Regions from separate parts of the Homo sapiens genome. Here regions 1 and 3 are each linked to region 2. The links are chromatin contacts, found by Hi-C or POLR2A ChIA-PET in ENCODE. All regions are on one chromosome and are shown on one strand. Each heading gives the region's core, a stretch centred on a gene start or an enhancer-like site at or near the end of the contact. The rest is flanking DNA. Distances are from core to core; before and after follow the strand shown. Region 1 has its middle 66 kb from the start of LINC02016. Region 2 has its middle 91 kb from the start of PLXNA1. Region 3 overlaps CHCHD6 (coiled-coil-helix-coiled-coil-helix domain containing 6).

Region 1 (3,534 bases), core at 293-2,792, 380 kb before region 2:
ATGCAGAATATTATACACGTTTATAGGGTTGTTGTGAGGATTAAATGCTTTCAATAAATGTCAAGTGCTCAGAACAGAGACTGGAATATAGCCAATATCAATGCAAGCTTGTTCTGACAGGTGCAGAGGCTCAGAGTTCAGAGCACAGTGGCTGGACCCTGGGCTATTTGGCAGTGCAGGGAGTTGGCAGGGTGGGGTTTGGGGGAGCAGTGAGGACTGAGCCTGCAGAGGTGAGTGGGGCTGGGGGAAGGAACTTGGAGTCTGTGTTGAAGTGGATCTCACTCTCAGGGCAACTGGAACCCTCAGATGGTTGGCTATGTGGAGACTGGGCTGGGTCTGTGTGTGTGTGTGTGTGTGCACGTGCATGTGTGTGTTGGGGGGTGTCTAGTGGCTGGCTGCCACCTGAGAGGAGCAGATGCTGGGATGGGGAGAAGGGGATAGTCGAGACCACTCCCCCATGTCTAGCTTTGGTAGGGGTGGGTGTTGGGGACACGGTTAGCTGCAGTCATCCATCTTTTAAGGGCGGTCTTTATTTCTCAGATCCTTTTTTTATTGGTTCCCCTTCCCCCACAATAGGTTTCCGTGAAGAAAACCCCTGTTAACAACCTAGCATGTATCCTGTATTTTCTTTTGTGTTAATAAAATCCTATAGAGGCCTATATACATATACATATATACACACAAACTCACAGATTTTTTTGCCCATTGTTTTATAAAAATGGGATCGTATGTTACATTCTTATCTCCAAATTGCTTTTCTCACCCAATAATACCTTATAGAAATCCCTTTAAGTCTATTGGTAGGCAGGTAATTAAATTTTTTATAAGTTGCATAATATTCCGCTGTGTGGCCGTCCCGCCGCCTGCCCTTCCCCACTCCCCCGTCATGTCCACCTCCCAGCTTACGCCTCGGCAGCTCGGCTTCCAGAGCCCGGAAACGGCGCGCTGCTTCGCACCTCCTCTCCGCGATGCAGCCCGTTCCCTCCGCTGCCTGACTCACACGGCTGCCTCCTACTCACTGGGGATCCATCTGCAGCTCCTTCTCCAGGGCAGCGGCCGGCAGGGCTGGCGGGAGCAGGGGGCGCAGAGAGGTCAGGGGCAGTTGAAGTGGGGCCTCGTGAGCCAGGCCGTGACGGGGCTGGGTCTTGATCCTGGATTGGGGGCCTCCCGGAAGGCTCGAAGCAGGGAGTGCTGTGTGTTAAGAAGCCCTGTAGCTGGCTGGAGACCTGGAACCTGTGCTGGTCGTCCTGTAAGGCAGGGGACCTGGGTCCCTCCGCTCCTCCCCAGGCTCCCCATCCACCCCCTCCCTCTTGGTCCCCGCTGTCTCCATTGGCTTCTCCTCCCCCGTGGTGAGCCAGGCTGTCCTGAGTGTCCAGGGGCAGACGGCCCCCGCCCACCCGCTTCCTGCGGCTCCCCCCAGGCCCTCCGGCTTCAGTCTCCACAGCTGAATCCTGCAGGAAGCCATACAGTGGGAATCTCCGGGCAGCTTCTGGTTCGCCCTCGGGTCTGAGTCACTCTCTGTGCTCTGTCTCCCCACCTCCCCACTTCCTCTCTGGCAGGCACCGATGCCTTCTGCACATTGTTCCCCGGGGAAGGGAACCACCCCTGCCTCACCTGGCGGCTTCCACTCCCGGTGGGGCCGTGGTGCCAGGGGCGGACAGTGCCATGGACAGGGTGGCTGCTTTGGTTCCCAGACTCCCTGAAGCCGCTTGTAGGGCCCTTCTAGAAAGGCCTGTCGTCGGCCCGCCCCTCCCCTGAGGTCAGAGGGCATGGGTCATCAGCAGCCCCGGGGGCTTGTCCACCAGATGCAGCAGGGTGGGGCGGAACAGGCCCTGTGTCTGTTCTAATTGCCCTGTTTCACTTCCGAGGCTACCTGGCTTTTACACCACAGGACGCTGAGTTTCTAATTACTATAGGGAAAGAGAAAAGGAGTTTTCTTTTTCAATAAGTGTATTTAAGTGGAGGAAGATCTGAAGGAAATGCCCACATGACTCTAGTGGGGCCGGGCGCCCAAAACCTGAAGGAGAGTCCGTGAAGAGGCTGGGAGGGTGCCCGCCGGCTGCTGGTGGGCCAAACCCACTTTTCTTCCCGCACTGTTTTGAAAAGCTATTGAATTGTGGGATTCCCAAGCAAACGTGAATTTTCTGGCTTCTTTTGAAAGGTCTGGACACTGGGCAAGGCTGAGAGGGGGAGCAGCGTGCCTCCCCGGCCTCCCTGCTGGGTTCACGGGGGAGAGGTTTGCAGCCCGCGGGCATCCGAGTCCTGCCCAGGCGACTGGGAGGGCCAGGCCAGAAGGGCGTCTCCTGGGGTGGGAGGCCCATGCCGGGCCGCCCCCGGGACTCACGCTGCTCCCAGGCCCTAGAGAGGGCGCCCAGCCCGAGCGCCTGGGACAGGCAGTCGCGCAGTGAGCACCTGTAGAGGCTGGGGTTTGGGCCGTGGCGCTGGCGCCGGCTCGCGGAGCTTCCCTCCCGCCCTCGCGGTCCCCTCTCGGGCTCGGTCCCTTCTCGGGCTCGGTCCCCTCTGCACAGCTAGGGGCCGCTCGGCTGCGGCGCGGCGCTCTGGGGGCGGCAGGGGGCGCTGGCGGCCCGCGGGAACCCTCTGCAGCTCAGGACAAAGGCTGCGGGTGCGGCGCCGAGCCTGCGCTATGCTGGGACCCGGCGATGCAGCCCCGACTGCAGCCCGCTCCAGCCCATCCCGACCGCCAGCGCCGTCGGTAGTCCTCTCCCCCAGCGCACACCTCCGCCTCTCCTCCGCATCCCTCCCCGGCCATCTGTTTTGCACTTCCCCTCTCCATCCCTGGGCCTCTCTGTCTTCTGTCTGCCTCTCTAACTCCAATAAGGGCTGACCCTGTCTCTGAGTGCCCCTTGGGTCCCTGGCATCTCTCTGTTTTTCCTGTTCCAACTGTTTTCTCCGGAGGTCAGTTTGCTCTTCCAGAGAGGAGGCCCTGAGACCACATTAGCAGTGATGGGACCAGCGGAGAAAAAGCACCCCGCCTCCTCCACCTTCGCCTGCCCTTTGGCCTCTGTTGCAGGCTGGGCGCCTCTGACTGCCCACAGATAGTCTTCATGTTAATGCCAGGTCTTACTGGGTTCTCCCTCTGGTCCCACCATGCCCCCTGGGTTGCCTGGGGAAAGGGGGGAGGTTGGGATCCTGGCCTGGGCTCCCTGTGGTTGCGGGCAAAGCTGGTGCTGAATGGGAATGGAAGGCATTCTGAGGCTCCGGGCTGGGCCACGGGACCTGGCCTGCCTCTGCTGTGGCCTGCCGTCCCTGCTTGCCTAAGATCTTCCCTTCCATGTTCCCAGTTCCCTACACAAATAATGAAAATGTAGGGCTCTATGACATTTTCCAACTCTGATCATCTAGACTCTAGTGACATGGATCTAAAATCCCACACTCCTGGTTATCTGACCTTCAAAGCAGGTGCTTTATCCAGTTCTTAAGACAGTACTACGGGGAAAGTGTCAGCACGCCTATTTTATAGATGAGGAAGACTGAGGCCCAGAGAGCCGAAGGAGCTGCTGCAGGGACACCAAG
Region 2 (3,606 bases), core at 20-2,519:
GTGGCCTGAGCCTCCCGGCGGAGTGCTGCTCCCTGCTCCACGGTGCCCAGTCCCATCGACCACCCAAGGGCTGAGGAGTGCCGGCAAATGGCATGGTACTGGCAGACAGCTCCACCTGCGGCCCCGGTGTGGGATCCACTGGGTGAAGCCAGCTGGGCTCCTGATCTGGTGGGGACTTGGAGAATCTTTATGTCTAGCTAAGGGATTGTAAATACACCAATCAGCACTCTGTATCTAGCTCAAGGTTTGTAAACACACCAATCAGCACTCTGTATCTAGCTCAGTGTTTGTGAATGCACCCATTGGCACTCTGTATCTAGTTAATCTGGTGGGGACTTGGAGAACCTTTATGTCTAGCTAAGGGATTGTGAATGCACCAATCGACACTCTGTATCTAGCTCAAGGTTTGTAAATGCACCAATCAGCACTCTGGGTCTAGCTCAGGGTTTGTAAATACACCAATTGACACTCCTTATCTAGCTAATCTAGTGGGGACCATGGAGAACTTTTGTGTCTAGCTCAGGGATTGTAAACGCACCAATCAGCACCCTGTCAAAACGGACCAATCAGCTCTCTGTAAAACAGACCAATCGGCTCTCTGTAAAATGGACCAATCAGCAGGATGTGGGTGGGGCCAGATAAGAATAAAAGCAGGCTGCCCCAGCCAGTAATGGCAAGCCACTGCATGCCCTTCCAGACTGTGGAAGCTTTGTTCTTTTGCTGTTTGTAATGAATCTTGTTACTGCTCACTCTTTGTATCTACACTGTCTTTATGAGCTGTAACACTCACCACGAAGATCTGCAGTTTCACTCCTGAGTCAGCAAGACCACGAACCCCTTGGAAGGAAGAAACTCTGAGCACATCCAAACATCAGAAGAAACAAATTCTGGGCAGGCCGCTCTTAAGAACTGTAACATTCACTGCGAGAGTCTGTGCCTTCATTCTTAAAGTCAGTGAGACCAAGAACCCACCAATTCCGGACACAAGTCTACAGCAGCCAGCCGGAAAAGTCAGCAACAGGACACTGGTTCTTGAACAAGCCCAGACCACGGAGTTCAGCCCAGGCATTAGAGCTCAGTTAAGACCATAGAGCTCAGCCCAGCCCAGCCAAGCATAGCCCAGACTATGGAGCTCAGCCCAAACCACAGAGCTCAGCCCAGCCCAGCCAAGCATAGCCTAGACTACAGAGCTCAGCCCAACCCAACAGAGCACAGCCCAGACCACAGAGCTCAACCCAGACCAGCCAAGCACAGCCCAGACCACAGAGCTCAGTTCAGACCATAGAGCTCAGCCCAGCCAAGGATAGCCCAGACCGTGGAGCTCAGCCCAGACCAACCAAGCATAGCCCAGCTCACAGAGCTCAGCCCAGACCACAGACCTCAGCCCAGCACAACAGAGCACAGCGCAGACCAGCCAAGCACAGCCCAGACCATGTAGCGCAGCCCAGTCCAGTCAAGCACAGCCCAGACCACAGAGCTCAGCCCAGACCAGCTAAGCTCAGCCTAGACTTCCCAGCTCAGCTTGCCAATACTTAAAGTCTGAAAATAGTATATGATATTGTTTCAGGCCCCTGTGTTTAGAGGTGGCTGGTACACAGCTCAGCTTCCTGGGACACCTCCCCCACTAGCCCAGCTCTCTGCAGAGTTGTGGTAGGTTCTGCCTTTACCCTCCAAGGTCTCCAAGTGTTTAGGAGCACCCGTTGGAAGTACGCTGTCTGCCACAGCCAAGCCTTTGCTTGAGCCTGCCTCACCCCCAAGCTCCCCTAACTTGCAGTCATTGCCCCTCACTGCCCTGCTCTGGAGCTGGCCCTGTCATTAACTCACCAGCCAGGTCTCACTAACTTCAGCTCTTTGGGAGCAGAGCCATGGGAATGAGCCTTGTCTTCCCAGAGGGTACCTGGCTGTGTTCAGATTGAGTTTCCTCCTGCCCAGTGACCAGGGCTGGATTGGATGCTCCAAGTAAAACAAACACACTAGCACATGCATGCACACACACGAACACTTGCACATGACCACACACACATGCACACGGATATGCTCCTACAGGCACCACACACAGTTAAAATAAGCTCATTATACTCTGGCCGCAGGACAATTTACCCTGTAGCTGTTTGCTAAGAAAGCCACTCAGAGAGGACAAAAGAAAATCCAGCTTTTTTATATATTTCAAAATATGTTTTCTCTATCAGATTGGCCAGACTCCAAGTGTTTTCAGTCTGCTCTGTGGGCCAGACCTCAGGAAAGTGAGCACTGCTTGCCTTGCTGCTGGAAGGGTTCGTGGCATGGCCTCTATGAAAGGCAGTGTGGCAATTCCCATCAACATTATCCACTGACCCAGCAATCCCACCTGCGGAATTTTGCCCTGCAGGTGTACCTACCCACATTTCAAGAGACTCTGAGCAAGATTACCCACACCACATTGTTTCTGGCAGCAAAAGAACAGGAATAGCCCGAAATGCCCATCTCATTTTAAAACCTTGCAAATGCAGCATCTGTTTTACAAAAATAACAATAATGAAAAGCTGCAGAGTCAATGAGTGAATGCATGCTGGTCAAGCAAGCAGTCATGGTCACTGGGACGTTGGGAACACTCCGAACCCCACTCTGATGCCTGCCCAGCTGCAGCCCCTCCTGCGGGTGTCAGCACCGCCCCACCCCACAAAGCTGGCCTGACGCCTCCTCTGTCCCTCCCCAGCCCCTCCTAGCACACACGCCAAAGGGACTCTAGCCATCAACCCGCTGCTCGTCCCAGTTCTACAGCAGCCCAGAGGGGCGTCCAGGGCTGACTGAGCAGCAGGGCGGCCTGAGGCCCCAGGGCTCCCAGCGCCAGCCCCGCCTGTGAGCCCAGGAAGCAAGCTGCTTTGATGAAATTTTCACACTCCATGCATCTTTCAGGAGGAGGAGTTGGGTGGGGAGTGGAGAGGGAAGCTCCCTAGATGCTTTCTATGCTAGGGCTGGGCCTAGGGGCTGGGACCACATCAGTGAAGGTAGACCAGCAAGCCCCAGCCCTCCACCCACCCCCACTGGCCATACCAGGCAGGAGAGGAAGGCCTAGGAGGGGAGCAGTCACCTCTCGTTCTCACAGCAGCCGGCTATGGCCCTCTGACCACTGGTCTCCACTCTGCAGTGGTCAAGAGTGAGGCTTCTCCCCAGTCCTTGCCCTGCACTGGCACACGATGTTGGCAGCAGATGGACAGAGGGTCAGCTCCCAGTTACCTGTGTCCTCAGAGGCTGGAGGAGTCTGGTCCCCACCCTCCCTGCCTGCCAGGCCTGCGTCTCCACCTGGGAAGGGGCACCACACCTACCTGCCAGATGTTCCACACCCAGTACGTGCTGGGGAGCAGAGGGTCACTCTGCCCCATCCATGTCTGTCTCTCTTCTTTGTCTCTCTGCTCCAGCCCTGTCTCCACCCTCCATTTGGCTTGGGAAAGTCCCTGTGCTTCCCAATCCTGTTCTCAGTTCTCCCATTTCTCCTGGGAGTGAACAGGTGTGTGATCCGACACAAGGGAGGTCCTCCATGCCTGGGCCTGGCTACTCTGCACAAGTGGGACCCTCACCCAGCTTCAGGGCAGGCCCACACCTCCCAGCCTTGCCCAGCCCCACAGT
Region 3 (3,638 bases), core at 1,127-3,626, 320 kb after region 2:
TGCTAGAAAAGGTGGCAAGTGGATTCGATGGGGACTAAAAACAAAATTCATCTGGAGGGACGTGATCCCTAAGGAGAGAGACATCAGGGTTCCTAGCAGCAGTTACACTGGCAAAAATCAATCTCCCCTGAAAACCAATTAGGAGCACACAGGATTTTCACTTCGGAAGCCGAGCTGTTAGAGGCAGCCTGCTTTGGAGAGGAAAAGAAAGAATGTTCCTGGACATGCTCGCCTCCTTACCCCAGCTTGCTCCTCTGCCAATAGCCGGTACCTTAGAAAGAGCTCAGCCACAAAGGGTGCCACTGGGTGTTCTGGCACAGATGTCCACAGGGAGATTTGCATGATCCCAAAGGGCTAGGTACATGGCTTAGGGGCTGAAGGGCAGTATATGCTGACAGAGCCAGCTGCTGGCACCATCTCTTGGAAGGAATGATTGCTTTCTAGGACCTATGGCAGGTGAAGCACTGAGCTAGGCACTCTGAAGATGTTTACACTTGATCCTTGCAACAACCCTGTGAAGTCAATATTGCTGTCCCTGTATTACGGATGGGGAAAGTGATGCCCAGAGACACTTAACCAAGGCCACACAACTTGTTTCAGTAACACAGATGAGATTCTTTTAACCTTTTCTACTACCTGCTACCTTCTCTCAAGGCAGTTCAGACTGTGATCCAAAGAACTGCAGCTCTAACTGCTATGACTATTTTATGGACTAATGTGGACAAACCAGAGATTACAGATCAGGGTAACAGGGATGTCAATGCTGCTGGGACTCTAAGGAAGCATGTGAATAATTCTAACAGGATCCCCCGCCTCCACATGGAATTTATACACCACCTTCCCAATAAACACTCAAGCCTGGCAATCCCTTTCCTCTCCACCCCTCTCAGGAAAAGCAGGTACTGCTGAGCTTCTCCAGGCCACGTGCTGGTACCTCTCAGGTAGTACTACTTCCAGCAAGGCTCAGCATGTGCCCACCACAGCCCTTGGTGCCCACTGCCACCCAGACTCGTGCTGGAGCACTGCAGCCCAGAGAGCAGGAAGAACCAAACCCGTGGGCCCTCTCTTCACCCACTGCTGCAGAAAGGCAGCCCACGAAACTCTGGGCAATGCGCCTGTACACCAGAGAGAGAGACAGGGGCAAGGGCAGATGAAGAGAAGCAAGAAGAGAGGCAGGACACTGATCTTTATCTGGGAAGAGAATGCTAGCCAAGGTCCCAATAAGGTTGAGACAAACTCTCTGCTGATGCCACTTCTACAGAGGCCCCGTCCAATGTTTACAGAGAACTCCACCCCAAGGCCGGTCTACAAGCCGCAGCTATGGCAGGCATGCAGGCGGGCTGCAGCATGCTCCTGGAATGTCTTTGGAATGATCTGCACCCAGCTACGAGTGCCTCAGTGCCCCTCCTCCTCAGCCTCCAGGTGGGCAAAAGGACGGCACAGCTCCTGCTGCCGAACCTTGACTTCTTCACAGAAACAAGCAAGCATGACCATATCCAGATGCCAACTTGAGGTTCCTTCATGCAACGGCTGCTTGCCATGGGAAGTCCAAGCCACTGATATGTTAGCTGTTTGCTCCATGTGCCTTCCCTGGGCCCTGAAAAAATCCCCTTGGCTGCCAAAATCGTGTGACAGTCCATCCGCCCCCAAGAAAGTCAGAATCTGCTTGTTTTACAAAAAGCAGCCAAGGAAAAGGCGCTTGAAGGGTGCCACCAGCTACCAAGAGAAGGACTAGTGCAAGGAATCCTCCTATCCCCCGCCCCTCTGCCAGCTGGGGAAGCAGTCCACAGACACAGTTCTTAATTTGGCCTTAACCTCGGGTACCTGGCAATGACAAACAATGTGACTTACGAGGTCTAGGAACAAAGTAGCTGGGGTTGAGGAGTCAATGCCCCAGCCCAGCCCATCATAAAACCCCAATATTTCTCCTTCCTCATCTAATCCCAACTGCTCCTTCTTTACATTTTTCTGGATCCAAGCCAAGCCATCAGTAACTTTCTGGATGAGGAGGAGAACAGGGTGAGAGAAAAGCGGGCCCTTCCTCAGCAAGCCGCGCTAAAGGGGCAGGGAGAACGAACGGGATGCTAAGTCCCCACAGGGCAGTACAAACCTGGTCAACCTGTCCCCCAGGGCAGCCACAACAAAGGGAGGTCAGATAACACTAAAAAGCCAGGTCTCCCAACAAAAAGAGGGCAGGAGATGAAAGATCAGGCCTTGGGTAGAGGGCCTTTCAGCCTCCTCAGCTAGATTTAATCAGTCTCAAAGCTACCAGGTTACAGGCCCTCAGAGGATGACATCGGGGGAAGGGGCCTTCTCCCCACCCTGCCCAAGGCCTTCTCCCAGCACGCCTGTTCTTCCAGCCAACAAGTGGCCCAGGCCTGCCACCTAGTGGGCTCCGCTCACACACCACAGGAAGAGACCGGATCCCAGAAGAGGGGCTGCTGTGACCAGAGTCCTGCCAACAGTTCCAGGACTTCATTCACAAGGCACAGTGGGGTTCTCTCTGGCTGTGGCAACAACCAAAACTGCTGGAGAAAACCGTTTCCCAGGGACCAGTGACAAATGAAAAATAGGAAGGAGTGAGCTGCATTCTCAGAGCCTGGCCTTCTTCCCCACCTTTTCTAAGCCCAAACAGCTCCTGCACCCAGAGCCTGTCCCCAGTGAAGCACAGGATATGCGTGGGACAGGAATGCCAATTTCAAAATGCTAGTCCTAGAGTGCCCCTACTCACACACACAGGTTCTAAGCTCTGGCCTCATCCTAAGACTCTGGCCTAAAAGCTGTGATTTTTAAACGGCCATTAGATGAGTGAATTTTACTATGCATGAGGCCGTGTCCCAGAGGTGGACAGGGTACAAGGCTTTGGAGGGGCATAACTGGTAAACCTCAGAGGGCAGTACAGGCACATTCCATGTGCTGTGCACCTGGTGCTGCTCTAAGCTTGTCCCTTATCTCAAGAAGTCTTATGACTATCCAGGGAGGAGGCAGGATCACCAGCAGGGACAACAGAGGATTCAGTGCCCTGCTCAGGGAGCACAACTGGGAAGCAGGATTCGACCCCAGGCAACCCGGCTCCTGAATTCACACCATGCTGCGGCAGCCTCCAATCCTAGCTGCTAGACATAACAAAAGAAGAATAAATAAAAAACTCACACTCTAAAACCCTAAAAACCCAGGTCTGCTCTGGCTAGAGGGCCCCAGCAAAGGAGCAGAATCTGGGCTACCCTAGAGGATAAGATAAAAATCAAGTTAGGGCAATGCAGGCGCTTTTTTTTTTTTTTTTTTTTTGAGACAGGGTCTCACTCTGTCACCTAGGCTAGAGTGCAGTGTGACATGATCTCGGCTCACTGCAACCTCGACCTCCAAGGCTCAAGCAATTCTCGTGCCTCAGCTTCCCCAGTAGCTGGGACCACAGGTGTACACCATCACGCCTGGCTAATTTTTGTATTTTTTGTAGAGACAGGGTTTTGCCATGTTGCCCAGGCTGGTCTCGAACTTCTGGCCTCAAGCAATCGGCCCACCTCTGCCTCCCAAAGTGCTGGAATTACAGGCATGAGCTACCACACATGGTGGCAAATTCTTATTAGTGAGAAAAAGAACTGCCTTCAAAGAAGTGCAACCAGAGGCCCAGAGAAAAA

The links. A loop is a pair of places that touch in the nucleus more often than their neighbours do. ChIA-PET counts read pairs that join two places held with the same protein, here RNA polymerase II (POLR2A). Pooled maps may share reads with other maps.
Region 1: a loop to region 2 is called in a map of PC-9, with 2.8 times the contacts of the local background. The contact joins two enhancer-like sites. A Hi-C loop is called at or near these places in 1 of 168 maps with a recorded cell type or tissue (PC-9), 1 of 37 single-sample maps with no recorded cell type and 2 of 50 pooled maps. POLR2A ChIA-PET finds 5 or more read pairs at or near these places in 2 of 52 experiments (H1 and activated CD4-positive, alpha-beta T cell).
Region 3: a map of PC-9 shows a loop between it and region 2 (10-fold over the local background). The contact joins two enhancer-like sites. A Hi-C loop is called at or near these places in 1 of 168 maps with a recorded cell type or tissue (PC-9) and 3 of 50 pooled maps. POLR2A ChIA-PET finds 5 or more read pairs at or near these places in 2 of 52 experiments (Caco-2 and MCF 10A).

The regions. Positions count from the first base shown.
Region 1 is chr3:127,454,764-127,458,297 of GRCh38, reverse strand. No RefSeq gene overlaps it. Among named protein-coding and RNA genes, the nearest start is that of LINC02016, 66 kb to the right of the region's middle. RefSeq lists a silencer at 2,274-2,703. Within about 2 kb of position 1,542, at least 5 of the 41 ENCODE cell types and tissues checked have a DNase peak (open chromatin) inside an H3K27ac peak, as active enhancers do.
Region 2 is chr3:127,072,759-127,076,364 of GRCh38, reverse strand. No RefSeq gene overlaps it. Among named protein-coding and RNA genes, the nearest start is that of PLXNA1, 91 kb to the right of the region's middle. RefSeq lists a silencer at 574-643. Within about 2 kb of position 1,269, at least 5 of the 41 ENCODE cell types and tissues checked have a DNase peak (open chromatin) inside an H3K27ac peak, as active enhancers do.
Region 3 is chr3:126,751,154-126,754,791 of GRCh38, reverse strand. The region is part of intron 4 of CHCHD6 (coiled-coil-helix-coiled-coil-helix domain containing 6); the gene reads right to left. Among named protein-coding and RNA genes, the nearest start is that of CHCHD6, 49 kb to the right of the region's middle. RefSeq lists enhancers at 2,159-2,258, 2,232-2,526, 2,292-2,586, 2,339-2,976, 3,615-3,638. Within about 2 kb of position 2,376, at least 5 of the 41 ENCODE cell types and tissues checked have a DNase peak (open chromatin) inside an H3K27ac peak, as active enhancers do.